Regions from separate parts of the Homo sapiens genome. Here region 2 is linked to region 1. A link is a contact called in ENCODE Hi-C or POLR2A ChIA-PET data. All regions are on one chromosome and are shown on one strand. The core of a region is the stretch at or near the end of the contact, and the rest is flanking DNA. Distances in the headings are between cores, read along the strand shown.

Region 1 (7,060 bases), core at 1,599-4,098:
GCCAGGCTTGGGAGCAGCTGCCTTAAACTGAGTCTGACCCTAGATGTTTCTTGGTCCTATTGCAAATCCTTGTGTCCTTTGCACCCATCCAAGCCAATGTGTCTTAAGGTTACATATAGTCAGACTCAAGCTGGAGCCCTTGTTGAAATATTATGTAGTGGGGATTATTGTAGAGAAACACTTTGATAGAAATTGTAACATATGTAATTTTTCAAGAAACTGATAAGATTATTCACCACCCGTAGTCTACTCAGAGGCTACTCACCTGTAGCCAAGTGAGTTTAATTCCCTTCAAAATAGTCACTTTGGGGATTGAGGCAAGTCTTTTTAAGGATGCTTCAATTTTTCAAAACCCATTTGGCCTTTTCTCTGTTTTAGACGTTGCTACTTTGTTTTTATTTAAAACATTGCCATTGCTTTAGATAGGACCAGTTTATACTCTAAAAATCACTGGTTTAACCCAATACTTTACCTCACATCTTGTTCTCCAGCTGGGTAACTCATTCTGTTCACCAGAAAAGACTGTGATTGGTTGCTAGTTTTGTGTTTCCTTGAATTGAATCCCAATTTAAGGATAAATATTTGCTGCTGCCAAAGTAGGACTTTGAAGAGGCAGCCAGAGGATGTTTCTCTGCAGGGCAATAATTGGGTGTGAAGGGTTTCCAGTTTTTTGTGGTGGATTAGAGTCTCGGGGAAGACACTCTGAGATAGAAAATCCTGATCAGAACAGGAGTCGAGAGAGAGGAGAGGCCGGTAGGGACAGGGTCAGTTGAATATTGGAGCAATGTTGTTTGATAATGAGTTTTGATTTTCCTTTTCTACATTGTGATTCTCTTAATACCTTCAGATGTTTGCTACCTAGGTCGGCAAGTAGGTCTGTCAGTATGACTTGCGTATGAAAGAGAAAGCTCTTCTGTGTTTAGACAAAGTAATGCTAGGAACAGGGTGTGGGAACTGATTAGGATCCTGTTCTGTGGGAAATTGGTCCCTAATGGTAAGAGGGGACAAGCAACTTCTCTGGAGTAGTAGTCTAAAGCTCAGAAGAGTGACAATCAGGCTTAGTGGCAATCAGGCTTTGTAAGCATTCTCAAGAATCCTTAGGTGCATTGGGGAGAGAATTGGCTAACTTACAGACACACAGGCTGAAAGCTTGAGGTATTTTGTTTGGCTCTTAAAGGCTAGCAATTTGGAGACATTGGCTTGCTTATACCCATATCATAAAATTCTGTTCACTTAAAATATTGATGTTAATTCTATTGGTTGTAATAAACTCTATCGTGTGCTTCTGCCCATAAATTATTATTCATTTTCCCACTGTTGTTAACCCAGCACCAAGAGAATACTTACTTACAAAATAACGCAAATGCATGGGGCCCCTCAACGCCAGCCTTCATGGGGTTGTGATTCATTATTTCCCAGTTGAGTGCACCAGGTGGCGCCAGTGTCACAGGAATACCCACAAAGAACACTGTGCTGGTGTATTTTTACCACTTGGGGTCACTTAAGGATTACCCGACTCCCTTTTTTTTTCATCTGAGCAAATCACAGATTCAAAGGAATTATTTCCCATTACATTTGACAGAGGCTGTGGTCTTTTTTTCTGGATCCTGAAGGCCAAGAAATGAGCATGAGGGTTTTATTTTTCTGTGAGTTGGCCCCGTGCAGTTTGTGCTCCAGTGTGTTCTCCTGTCACAAAGCACTTGCACATCCACCACACCAGCTTGCTCCTGGGCTCAGCACTGGGGACTTCTATGTACAAAGAACTTCCACACATGTCAAAATTGCCTTTATGCTAATTGCTATGCTCATTAACATCTCCAGAACTCGGAATGCTTTTTCTCAGTCATTTCCTTTGATTCTGCCTGTCTCTGAAAGCCCAGATTGAATGAAATCAGGTGAAGTATCATGTCAACAAGTCACTGCTGCCTGCTAGTCTTTCTGCCACTTACACAGTGGATCCTAGGCATTACGGCGTTGCCCTTCAAGAGCATGTTGGAGATTTGTGGAATGGTCTTCAACTGACTTTGCCTGCTTGGGGTTGGGTTTGGGTGGGGGTGAGGGCAGGATGTGTGGGCTTAGACAGACCAAATAATGAACCTCATGACTTCAAATAGTAGCTCATGGCTACTTATTTGAAAACCATAAGTGATGATTGGACACCCCAAGTGATAGTCTTCCACAATGTCCCTGCTAGCCAAACAGGGAGATTTGGGATTTTGGATTAAGAGATACTAAGTGGAAAAACAGCCAGACCTGATCTGTCCTTCTGCCTTCTGCTTTTCTCCAAAGAATAGCTTCTTGGGTGGGAGCAGGAGAAGGCTTAGTCACTGTTCAAGAGCAGCCTCTTCTGGTATAATTTATACCTATGACAGGAGCCCATTTGGCCTTTACCATTTAAGAGTTGTTATTAATCCATGTCAACCCCCATTCAAGAGCCTGTGATGGGCCTTGATTGTGTTTAAGTCCAGACTAATTTGGGCACTTAGGGCCCTCTAAAATCTAGTCCCAACCTTCCTAGTCCTATTTCCCATACTCCTCAAATCATATCAAATCTGGACTCCTTATTCCCCTCCATATATAACAATGGATAAAATTTATGACCCTTCACTATATCAGGTACTGTTCTAAGTGTTTACCCATCCTAACTCAATCCTCACACCAACCCCAGAAGACAAATTTTACTGGTGTTCCCATTTTCATAGATAAGGAAACTGATGCACCAAGAAATTAGTGATTTGCTGAAGATCATGTGACTAGGAAGCAGTGGAGCCAGAATTAGAATCCAGGCACTTGTCCACTACTCCCTGCTCAGTCCTGCTGCTTAAAGACCTGCCTCAAAGAAGGCTGCTCAAAGTCCTGCCTTCTCTTGCCTGTCAAAATTCCACCCATCCTTAGGGACCTGAGTCACTGCCACCTCTCTTGTGGGGGCATGAGAACATCATGCTTTTGAATACCAGCCATGAGCCAGCTATTTTGTATTTTGCCTCATGTAAGAGCCAATGCTATCATTTTTTGCAGATAAGGAATCCAAGGCCCAGAATAGTGAAGTCTAAGTACCCCAGGTTGAGGTTTTTTTTGTTGTCTGTTTGTTTGTTTGTTTTTGAGACAGAGTTTTGCTCTTGTTGCCCAGGCTAAAGTGCAATGGCATGATCTTGGCTCACTGCAACCTCCGCTTCCCGGGTTCAAGCTATTCTCCTGCCTCAGCCTCCCGAGTAGCTGGGATTACAGTCATGTGCCACCATGCCCAGCTAACTTTTTTGTATTTTTAGTGGAGATGGGGTTTCACTGTGTTGGCCAGGCTGGTCTCGAACTCCTGACCTCAGGCGATCCATCCTCCTCAGCTTCCCAAAGTATTGGGATTACAGGTGTGGACCACCACGCCTGGCCCTAGGTTGAGTTTTTCAGGCCCCAGAGCCTGTATTTCTGCTCTGTTGCTCTCTCTCCAGGAAGGCCTCTAGTACATCACCCTTTGTCTCGTCCTTATACTTTATGATGCAGCTTTTAAATTTTTTCGTTTTTCTTTTTCTTTTTCTTTTTTTTTTGAGATGGCGTCTCACTCTGTTGCTCAGACCGGAGTGCAGTGGTGCGATCGTGGCTTATTGCAGCCTGGACTTCCTGGGCTCAAGTGACCCTCCCACCTCAGCCTCCCAAGTAGCTAGGACTACAGGTGCACGCCACCACACCCAGACTAACTTTTAAAATTTTTGGTAGAGACAGGGTCTCTCTATGTTGTCTAGGCTGGTCTCAAACTCCTGGGAGCTCAAGCGATTCTCCTGCCTTGGCCTCTCAAAGTGTTGGGATTACAGGTGTGAGCCACTGTGTCCAGCCTGCAGCTCTTAATTTTTAAAAACTGCTGTATGACTTTTTTTCCCACTCTCTGTTTCCAGGTGGGTTAAATTCTGCTTCGGTGAAGGGTTTCTGGATGTCCTTTTTCTCTCCCTACAGTGTGCACAGTGGGTGTACAACAAATATTATGATTAGCTTTTCATAAAATGGGAGGGTCTATCAACTTAACCTGGAAGAAATGAAAGTTCCTCTGTGGATACTGAGACCCAAAACAGAAAAACACCTAATGACTTTTAACCCTGAGCAGGAATCATTATTCCATGGTCCTATCCAGGACAGGATAGAAGACCAGGATGGTTTTCAATGGGAAAATACAGGTTTTGGCTTCTTCAAGAAAACCTTGACCAAAGCCTGAGCCTGATTTTGAGCATATGGGCCCAAAGCTCCAGTTTGCTATGGCTGAGTATTCAGTGTTATGGTGGACCGACACTTGCACAGAAACATGTGAATTCATCACGGTTATTTTTGCAGCATTGGAGTTGGCAAACTTCCAAGTCAAGAACTTTCTGCCTTTGCAGCTCTTGGTTATTTGAGGCTGGATGACTCACTTTGTGTAACATCCTCTTGTTTTCCTCCTTTTCCTCCCCGGGGCCCCCTCCCACCTGAGGAGATCGGTAGGGGCAGAGAGGGTTGTGGAACTCAAGCCACTGTTGGCAGCTTCTTTTCAGTTAACATTTTTTGGGGAAGCCATCTTTACCCCCTTCTTGCTCTTATGAGGCAGGTCACTTCCCCCTTCTGTATCCTCAAAACCTTTTGTTCCTTCTTTTATTAGAGCGTTTATGTTCCGATATTTTATTTGACTGCTTAAATAATAAATAACAAATACATAATAAAATTTCCCTCAGTGTCTCTTTCTGGATAGAGTAGGGTGTTTAGGACAGGTCTGGTTTCAGTATCCTCAGTACCTGAGGCAGATCTGGCTGAGAAAAGGTGATTTGGTAAATGTTTGTTGAGTTGGAGGGAAGTTTAGATGGATGGACAGGTAAATTATCACGAGAAACTTTTGTGAAGGAATTTTAGACACCAGCTAGCATAATTAGGGTGAGAAGTTACGATTTGTCAGCTAGTTAATTTGTATTTTTTGGGCAGGAGATCTGCACATCCTGAAAATTAGGCCACAGAAGTAGACAGGTTCTAAGCCTTGTCTTTCTCTTTAAACAGGGTTTGTGTTTTTCAGGCTGAAGCAGTACTAGCTTAACCCAGGACAACTGGTTACTTTAGAAGGAAATCTCCTCACCACTGCTGTCCTACACTCTGTCAATTCTTTCTGAGACACAGCAGCAACATCCACAGGTGGCAGGCAGGCTGTGCCTCAGGGCTTTGCACTCCATCTCCTCTGCAAGTCAGGAATATTTATTTTACTTGAAGGAAACAGATTCAAAGAGGTGAGGTAACAATTGAACAATAATACTTGGAGACTTCAATACACTGCTTTCAATAATGGATAGAACAACCAAACGGAAGATCAATAAGAAAACAGAAGACGTGACCAACACTGTGGACTCACTAGACCTAAAAGACATCTGTAGAACATACCACCCACGAGCAGCAGAATACACATCCTTCCCAAGTGTACATGGAACATTCTCCAGGATAGACCCTATGTGTAGAAGTCAATAACAGAAAGGACTTTGGGAAATTTACAAATATGTGAAAACCAACAGCATACTACTAAACAACCAATAAGTCAAAGAAGAAATCACAAGGGAAATTAGGAAATACTTTGAGATAAATGAAAAGGGAAACACAACATAGGAAATCTTATGGGAGTAGGTAAAGCAGTGCTTAGAGGGAAATGTATAGCTATGCATGACTATATTACAAAGGAAGAAAGATCCCAAATCAATAACCTAACCTTCCGCCTTAAAGCACTGGGGGAAAGAAAAAAGAACAAACTAAACCCAAAGCAAGCAGAAGGAAGGAAATAATAAAGATTAGAGCAAACATTAATGCAATAGAGAATAGAAAAACAGTTGAGAAAATCAACAGAACCAAAGGTTGGTATGTTGAGAAGATCAACAAAGCTGACAAACCTTTAGCTAGAAAGAGGTGAGGTAATTTTCCCAAGGTGACTCCAATAGCAAATGGCAGAGCCAAGATTCCAAAGCAGGACTGTCTAATGTCAAATCTGGGGTTGTAGCTTTGTCTCTCACCTGGACTAGGAGTGTGTCAAGGATCAGGAGCTTGTCTTACTCATGTGTGCATCCCCAGTGCTTTGCTCTGTGCCTGGCACACGTAGGGGCTCAGGAAATATTTGCTGAAGTAAAATGAAAAGTAAACCTCCTCCCCACCCTTAGCAACCATCTGTGTGAGATGATAAATTATGCTTCCAATGCAGATCAAGCTGAATTGCACTATTTCTGATGAGAAAAGCTGAAAACAGCAAACTGCTTGTCCTTAAAAATAAACCCTTCAGCTTCAGAGATTTGGCCCAGAAATGAACCGTGTTATAGCTCAAGCCCTGAGATTGAGTGTATTACCCTGGAGCCAGGGGTGATGGAATTTGTGACTGGAGAGAGAAACTCGATCACCTTGACCTGGCCGCTGGATGCAGACTGCAGGCTGGTCTGCCCTTGTTCCCGGTCCCGGGCCCCGGAGGCTGAACACCACTCACGGGAGGGCTGGCTCAGCTCAGAGGGACAGCTGATCCCACAGAGCTCAAGACACTGAATCGTGTCCGCAGACCGATAGAACAAGGGTTCAGCGATGGTTTCCCAGCTGAGCCAGACCACATGGAGCCTAGCTTCCTGATATTTCACAAGGGGTGAAATGTAAAGAATGTTGACTTTCATTAACCCAAGTGCATGTCAATATGTCCTGAAAGGCTGGGAGAAGGTGAGCCCAGGTAGATTCTAGAGCAGGATGCCACCACATGTTCAGGCTGGAGTGACATGGCCAGCTGTCCTGGGGGGCAGGGGAGGACAGAGACCCTTCACCAAATGCCATCTCTTCTTGGCCTCACAATGGCTGCGTGAGGACAGCAGGGTGCAGGCTGCTTGCCCATTTTCCAGAAGGACAAGATGAGGCCCTTAGAAGTTGCCCTACTCACAGCCGGTAGAAAAATGAATCCAGTTTCTTGGACTCCAACGTCTTTCTGCCCGTCCCCCGCCTCCCGACTCTCACCTCCTTGGAGGCTTACGGGGCTCTGTATAAGTTTCCCACAAAAAATCCGTGCTGCTGGGTGGAACGCGGGTGCTGTTCACATTCGTGTGTG
Region 2 (7,060 bases), core at 1,485-3,984, 170 kb after region 1:
AGTCCATAAACCCAACCTCACAGAAGGTCTTTGAGCTCACCTGGAAAACCATGGGAACACACTCCTCCCACACGTCACCGTCCTCTCCAGCCATGGTGAACAGTGCGAACCTAATGAGGCCTAGAAGCCTTTCCACTCCCTCCAGCCACGAGGCCGCCTTCCCATGGCAGGACTAGGGGTGGCTGTCGGACCAGACGTATCAGTCCTGCCCTTGGGAGAGTGTTTCCGACCGCAAGTATGAACCCTCCTCACTAACAGCTATGCTGAAGCACAGCGGGGAGCCAGTGCAGCACAAGCTCAGCACGACCGCGGTTGTAAGAACCCACGTGGAAGCCAAGAAGCCGCGATGGGATTCCAGCAGGGGGAGCGGCGCTGATGTGGTGGGCGAGCCTGGTGCGCTTGGGAAACATCGGGCAGGCGGTTTTCTAACTGAACAGAAAGGACCCTTAGAGAACTGTGGAATATCAGGCTGTAGAGGTAACCTGGGGATCGGAACGCCAGGATAACACAAATCCTTTATTTTGCATTTTCCAATGGCGAGCGAGTGCTTTGGCTTTCCGGATGGACTAAATTTACACTAGCCAAGAAGGATTTTTCTGGAAGCTTCTATAGGAAAATGGCCGTTTTGAGCTCCGACAGGAGTCCCTCTCTCCAACTGCGTGCAAACTCCTGGAACTCCTCCACCACAAATGTTTCATGTGGTGTAGCCGAGAATTAATTAGAAAAGAAAAAAAGAATCTCTCAAGTCAAAACACATATCTCACAACCTATTAGCATTAAGATTAGCATTAAAGAAAGTTGGAAACTATAACATTTTAAGCACAATTTATAAGTCTAATTTCCTGTGTGTCACTCTCAGATAATAAATGCTTTTCCTTCAAGTTGAAAAGTCTTGGTGGAAAGTAGGGGCTAGGAGGTCGGGGAAAAGAAAGAAAAAGTTAATTTAAGGCCTATTAGTTTATTTTTAGTCGCCCAAGATCTGAGGGTCTGAGAACATTTCCCTTTTCTGATAGAACACGCCTTCCTGTGTAGCAAGGAAGTCCCCTGACCTCGGGCCTCCTCTAAGGTGCTACTGATTTTTGACAGAATTCCTCAGGCAAGGGCTTTGAAAGAGGCTGAGCCAGGCCTGTGAGGGGAGGGTGATCTGGGGCCTGGAGGGACAAGGTTAATTGCTGGGAGCATTGAGAGTGGGGTTGCAAGGCAAGGGATACCGGCCGGGAGTCCTGCTTCCTGTATTGCTCTGGAATAAGTTCGCCCACCGCTTCCATAATAAGACATTCCTGCTAATTTGCCGGGAGCTGAAAGGGATTTCTGTTTTTAGCTTTGGGTCTGTGGCAACTGTTTTGTTTTAGATGAAAATTAAATGGGGAAGGGAGCTGGGGTTGGGTGGGGGATGGGAGGCGGAGCCGTAATTGAAGTGCATTACTGCTAATTACTTCGCCCTTTCTTTCAGTCATCATGTTGACAGAGAAATCTATTACCCAGCAGCTCCGTTTCCACAAATTGCCCTTCCCCGAGGACTTTGGGGAGGAGGCTAGATGGTGCTAGGGGAAATCGCTGCTTTGTTGGAGAAGTGGGCCTCCAGCCCTCCTCAGAACGCGGCTCCAGCTGTCTCCTAACCAGAGAGAGGGAAGCTAGTGGGTACCCCGCAGGAGGCGGTGGGAGTCACCTGGGAGTCCTGTCCCACCCAGGGTCCTCCCAGCGGCCTCCTCTTACAGATCACCTGGAATGCTGATGAGGTGGGTGGGGAGACAGCCTGGTCTCTGCCTCAAAACAAGAAAGAGAGTTGGAGGAAATGCTGCCTCAAGTAGCAGCCGTGTTGAAAGCTCTTGCGTATTTGGCCAATGAAATAAGGAGCGGGGCCCTGGGCCGTGCCTTCTGCCTCATTCTGCCTCTCCTGGGCCTTCCTCATCCCTCCGCCTCTCCTCTTCCTCCTCTCTGCGTGTGACATTCCCTCTCCTCTTCCCCGGTCTTCCTCTCTCCTTCACCTCCTGCCTCCTGCCCTCCTCTTTCCTCTTGCCCTCTTGCCCTCTTGCTCCTCGTGGCTCAGCCCCACCGAGGGCCAGTGTTGAGGAGTTTGGGACAGTCATATCAGTGCCTACTGGGTTCCCCATCTCCTCCCTCCCCATCTGTCTTTCCAAGTCATCTCTTAAGACAGAGCTCTAGCATGTGCTAGGGGGTTAGACACCTATGGGCCAGTGAGAAGACGGAAATGATCGGGAGAAGAGCTCGCAGAGCCTGCCTGGCTGCAGCCCCTCCCTTGGCCTCTTCTCTCAGCCTATGCTCCCTCAAAACACATGCGTGGGGCCTCGGTGGCGAGGACGCATCAGAGACAGAGCAAGACGCGAAGTCTGCCCCTAAGAGGCTCATCGTGGCAGGTGACGGGTTGGGGAGAATAAGATGCGTCTAGTTATACCTAGAGCCTAGGACTGAATATAACCAAGGCTAAGCTGCCTTGAGACCCGGTCTCTGCTCCACAAACACCAGTCCAGCATCCACAATAATTTACAAGCAATAGAATCTTGCCTTCCGTGTCTGAAGGGAGTCTGCATTCTTCATGCTTGGCAAAGCTTCTGGAAATCCCTTTTTAATAATATGATTCCAGTCTCTCCCCATCCCCTCACTCCCCCCAGTGACCAATTCTGCCTGTTCCAGTGTGAGCCCCACTCACCGCTTTGGCTTGTCCAGGGTCCCGTCACCCATTCTCTGCCTCCTCCCTCCACACAGGGCCCGGCAGAGGCGCCTCAGAAACTCAGGTCGGTCCTCAGCAGGGCATGTGGGAAGGGCCCGGTGTCGGGCATTGTTTCCCTGTCAGTCTATAGCTGCTGTGGGTCCAGCACCCCCACCACCCACCCCAGCTAGTCTTTGAGCCTGAGAGCACATTACAAGTTTCCAAGATAAGAATGTACTGGCCCCGAAGCTTGGCTGGGACTCTGCCCTTGATGGAGGGTGTGAGGGGGGAACAGAGAGCTCCCCGGGGCATGGGCCACTGTTCTCAAGGCCTTTGCCTTCAGTTCAGGGCCCTACATCTGGAACAGAGCAGGAGGCCAGGGAAAAAATGTCTGCAGAAGAGATCAAACCGTGAATTGTTTTCCAAAGAGCTGGAGAAGGCTTAGGGTATGAACACATCATCAGATTCTGCCAAATAATGGTGGAGGGTACCTGGGAAGACAGGAGGTTATTCAAGGTCTCAGGACACCTCCCACTAGGGTACTGGACAGGTCTGTGGCCTTCCCTTCTTTCCTCACTCCTTTCTCCCATATGCCCTCGGAGGAGGAGCCTGGTGGGGGGGAAGGGGAAGTTTCAATGCATTTTCCTGGGAAATGACTTCTCCGGAGTCACATTTCTTTTAGGTCTATATGGTAGAGTCATGGACTGTCCAGCCGCCCTTGACTTAGTTGGCTGAGATCCACCCAGGAAGCAGGTCCCTGATCTCAGGCGTGGATTCTCTGGAGGGGCTGGATGGGCTGCCTGTGCCTCCTGCAGGCCCTCCTCCGCTGGAAGGAGGCAGGCCAGGAGATGCCTCGCATTCCTGTGGGGCAGTGGGCTGGAGAGGTAGTTGTTTCTTTTTTTTTTTCTTAGAGGCACGGTCTTGCTGTTGTCCAGGCTGGAGTGCAGTGGCGCCATCATAGCTCACTGCAGCATCAACCTCCCGGGCTCAAGTGATCCTCCCTCCTCAGCCTCCTGAGTATCTGGGATTATAGTTGTAAGCCACCACACCCAGCCTAGAGAGGTTTTAAGGCTTCCAGCCTCCCTTGGGGCATGGAGGTCTCCCTCCATAGGCCTGGGATGGGTAGTTGTGGTTTGGGCTGAATGCTCTTGATGATTATCAAGCTACTCCTGGGGTATCCCTGCAGATGAACATGAGACTGAATTTCTGGAAGGAGGAGAAGCTGTGATGAATGCAGAGAGGGTGCACTCGGGATAGACAGATCACTTTGTCTCAAGTGCAAATTGTGATGAATTGGAGGCCACATGCACCGACAGTCACAGGTGGGAGGAAACAGAGAGGGCACCTGGTCCATCCCTCATAGGACTGATGGAAAATGTGGACCCAGAGAAGGAGAGATGTCTGTCCAGAGCCACACACCAGGAGCCCCACCTTCACCCCCCTTTCCTCCCCGCCCCACACTCACTGCGCTCTTGTAATGAGGTTAATTCCACTACGAAAATCTCACAGGATGGAAAATCCCCCAACTGTCCCTGCTTGGGCTTAGTTTTTAGAAATTCAAGGACGTGTACACATTTCAGTTCTTTTTTTTTTTTTTCAAACTGAATGTTTAAAATTCAGGCATCTTTTGTTCCACTCGATTCTGGAAGAATAATTCTAGGGACTTCAAGATCTCATTTAACAAGCGTTACAGCTTGATGAAATGCTGATTTTCATATTGTTCTCAAACTGCACAGTTGCAGAAGCCAATGCCAAATGCAAGCAGGATATTTTGAAGGAAAAAGCTTAAAATTGAAATCCACGTTGACAAATCCGAGATGAATGGCAGCGTGATGAGCACAGGGCTGCAGTTTCTCAGTCAGCCTGGAAAGGCAGTAGGGCGTGGCCAGAGACAACAGGCTGTGGACAAGGACCTGGCTCAGATTTAGGCTCTGCGACTGCTGGCTGAGCCACCACATGCAAATTTGTTTGTAAATGATAAGGGAATCTGGACTGGCAGGGAGGATTTGGCTAGTTTTTGTGGCCTTTGAGGTGCAAATGACAAGAAACTTGAGAAAAGCAAAGTCTCTCTTAGGGTTGAGATTTCTCTGCTGCCTACAGTTTAGCTGCAGTGTTGAAAGAATAGGGAGGTTGAAAGGCATCATGTTGGATGGAAAAGAGAATTGGAGTCTGCAGATGGGGATCCACTAACCAGCAGACTTCTCATGTGGACACTGAGCTGACAGATCAGAACTTACGTACTGCGTTGAGGACAACTCCAAGTGGCACTGAGAGTAGAGCCTGGCACTGAATAAATATGAATACATTTCAAATGAGGAATTAGCAATGGCCATGCTGGACACTGTTTTGAGAAGAATTGGTGGGTTCCTGGATCAGCAGGAACATTTGCATTGATTACCCAGCCATGGACTGGTTAGGGTGGAGCAAAGGCTTCATATATGCACCATAGTTACTGACCCTGGACTAAATGAGTTCTGAGCTCCTGTGGATGGCTGTTGGCATCAGGTTCTGTGTCCACACAATGTCAGAATCACTCCCTGGAGAAGGGTCAAGCTCTAACCATCTGGACAGCTGGATGCCGGGTGTGGGGCTGCTGTGTATGGCCATGCAAGCTGTGCCCTGCACAACTCCAGGTCTGCTCTTCACATGGTCTATTGGAAGCATGGCGCCCTGGAGCTGGGCAGCACAATGGCGCTGGCTGAGAGGTAGCAAACTGCAACTGAAAAAGCACTGTCCCAGAACCTAGGAGACCTGGTTCATAGTTTTCTGTCTGAATTTGTCGCCAATTCCCTTTGGGGCCACACTCAAGGCCTTCCCCATCTTTGTCTCCAGCATCCCCATCTACATTTGCAACCACTGGTTCCCAAGTGCTCCCCCGGGGCCCTGCAACCAGCATTCCAAGCACTTGGGTGTTTTGCAACTTCTGTTTGCTTTGCCATAGAGCCAGACCTCTAACCTGGGCAACTAGACTTGTTTCTTGGGCAACTGTAAAGCCAGGCCGACTCCTCAGACCATGAGGGGCAGTGGGGGTGGGGATGGGGGTGGGCTTTCGCCACAGCTCAGTGCTCTTGCCAGCTCCCAGGCTCTGGGGCTCCCAGGAGGACTCCCTTGCAGAGGCCAGGCCCTGCTCTGCAGAGCAGGTGAAGCACTCCTGTGGACATCACCTTTGGGTACCATGCAGGGCAAGACCCAGCCTTCCTCTCTTGTCTCAAGGAATGAGCCTCACCCCACCCTTTGCTCCTCATGCACCAGCTCTGCTGACCTCACAGCAGGTCTCCATACTGGCCCTGCGGTTTCCTCCCTCTGAGCCTTTGTACAAACCAGTCCTTCTGCCTGGAATGTCCTCCCACTTCCTCTAGTCTATCCTCAAAGTCCCATCTGAGTGGAGCCATCTCAGCGAACTCCCTCCCTTCCAGAGAGAAGCAGTCACCTCTCCTTTGTGTGGTGCCGCTTCTATTTCCAGGTTCTCCTACAGAGCACTTAATGCTCTGCTTTTCCAATGCCTGGGAGCTCTTCCTGGGAAGGGAAGGTATCTGCACAGAATAATAATAGGCCATTTCTGTAAGCACTGACCATGTGCTAAGCATTTCACATGTATAATTTCAAGAAGTGGGTATTGAACTTGACTCATTTCATAGAGGAGGAAACTGAGGCCAGAGATCACTCAGCAAGTGCATGGCAGCTCAGAGTTCAGCTCCCCATCTCCAGAACCTGGAGATCTGCCCGCTGCTTCTCCTGAAGTGAGCCATCTCCTCTGCAGCCGGCCTTTCATTCCCTGCCCCAGTCCTGGGTATAGTCGGACTGTCTTGGAGGAGCAGCTCTCTGAGCACCCCAGACAGAAAGCCTTGGCAGCTCAACATCAAACCGGGTGGGGGGGGGGGTGTGGATTCATCCTGTGCGGTGGCGTGGGGCAGACGTAAACATTGCTGAGTGAGACATGCAGTTTTCCAAGGGAACTGTTATCTGTGCAGGCCCGTTTGTGGGGCATTGAAATGAATTCCTTCCAGGAGGATTATCTTTCCTGCTTTATTATATTATATTTTATTTTTTTAGTGTGTTGCAAGTGTTAAAACTAGTTTTCAAGACCTGTTAATGAATCCAGAGTGATTATGTTGATATCCCCATCAATTATGCAGAAAATCAGGTAAAATGACTATTTAGTTTATGTAATAGATGTGTGGGCTTCTTGTTCACTCTCTGAAAGAACATTCCTGAAAGGGTCATTTTTTATTTCCGGAGATGCCTTTTTTCCTAATTGCTTGAAGGTTTGAAAATTGCTCCCTTTCCCCCATTTTCCTTCTGTGCAAATGTGTTTCCTCATGTCACATTTCCCTGACACCTCCAGTCCCCTGGAGAAGCAGAGCCCCTCCTCCAGCCTCCCACGTGCCT

Evidence for each region. A loop is a pair of places that touch in the nucleus more often than their neighbours do. ChIA-PET counts read pairs that join two places held with the same protein, here RNA polymerase II (POLR2A). Pooled maps may share reads with other maps.
Region 2: a loop to region 1 is called in a map of dorsolateral prefrontal cortex, with 2.7 times the contacts of the local background. The contact joins two enhancer-like sites. A Hi-C loop is called at or near these places in 5 of 168 maps with a recorded cell type or tissue (Caco-2, dorsolateral prefrontal cortex, heart right ventricle and 1 more) and 7 of 50 pooled maps. POLR2A ChIA-PET finds 5 or more read pairs at or near these places in 2 of 52 experiments (H1 and K562).

Annotation. Positions count from the first base shown.
Region 1 is chr2:15,636,028-15,643,087 of GRCh38, forward strand. No RefSeq gene overlaps it. Among named protein-coding and RNA genes, the nearest start is that of DDX1, 48 kb to the left of the region's middle. Within about 2 kb of position 2,849, at least 2 of the 41 ENCODE cell types and tissues checked have a DNase peak (open chromatin) inside an H3K27ac peak, as active enhancers do.
Region 2 is chr2:15,808,064-15,815,123 of GRCh38, forward strand. No RefSeq gene overlaps it. Among named protein-coding and RNA genes, the nearest start is that of MYCNUT, 110 kb to the right of the region's middle. RefSeq lists enhancers at 1,192-1,919, 2,648-3,375. Within about 2 kb of position 2,735, at least 2 of the 41 ENCODE cell types and tissues checked have a DNase peak (open chromatin) inside an H3K27ac peak, as active enhancers do.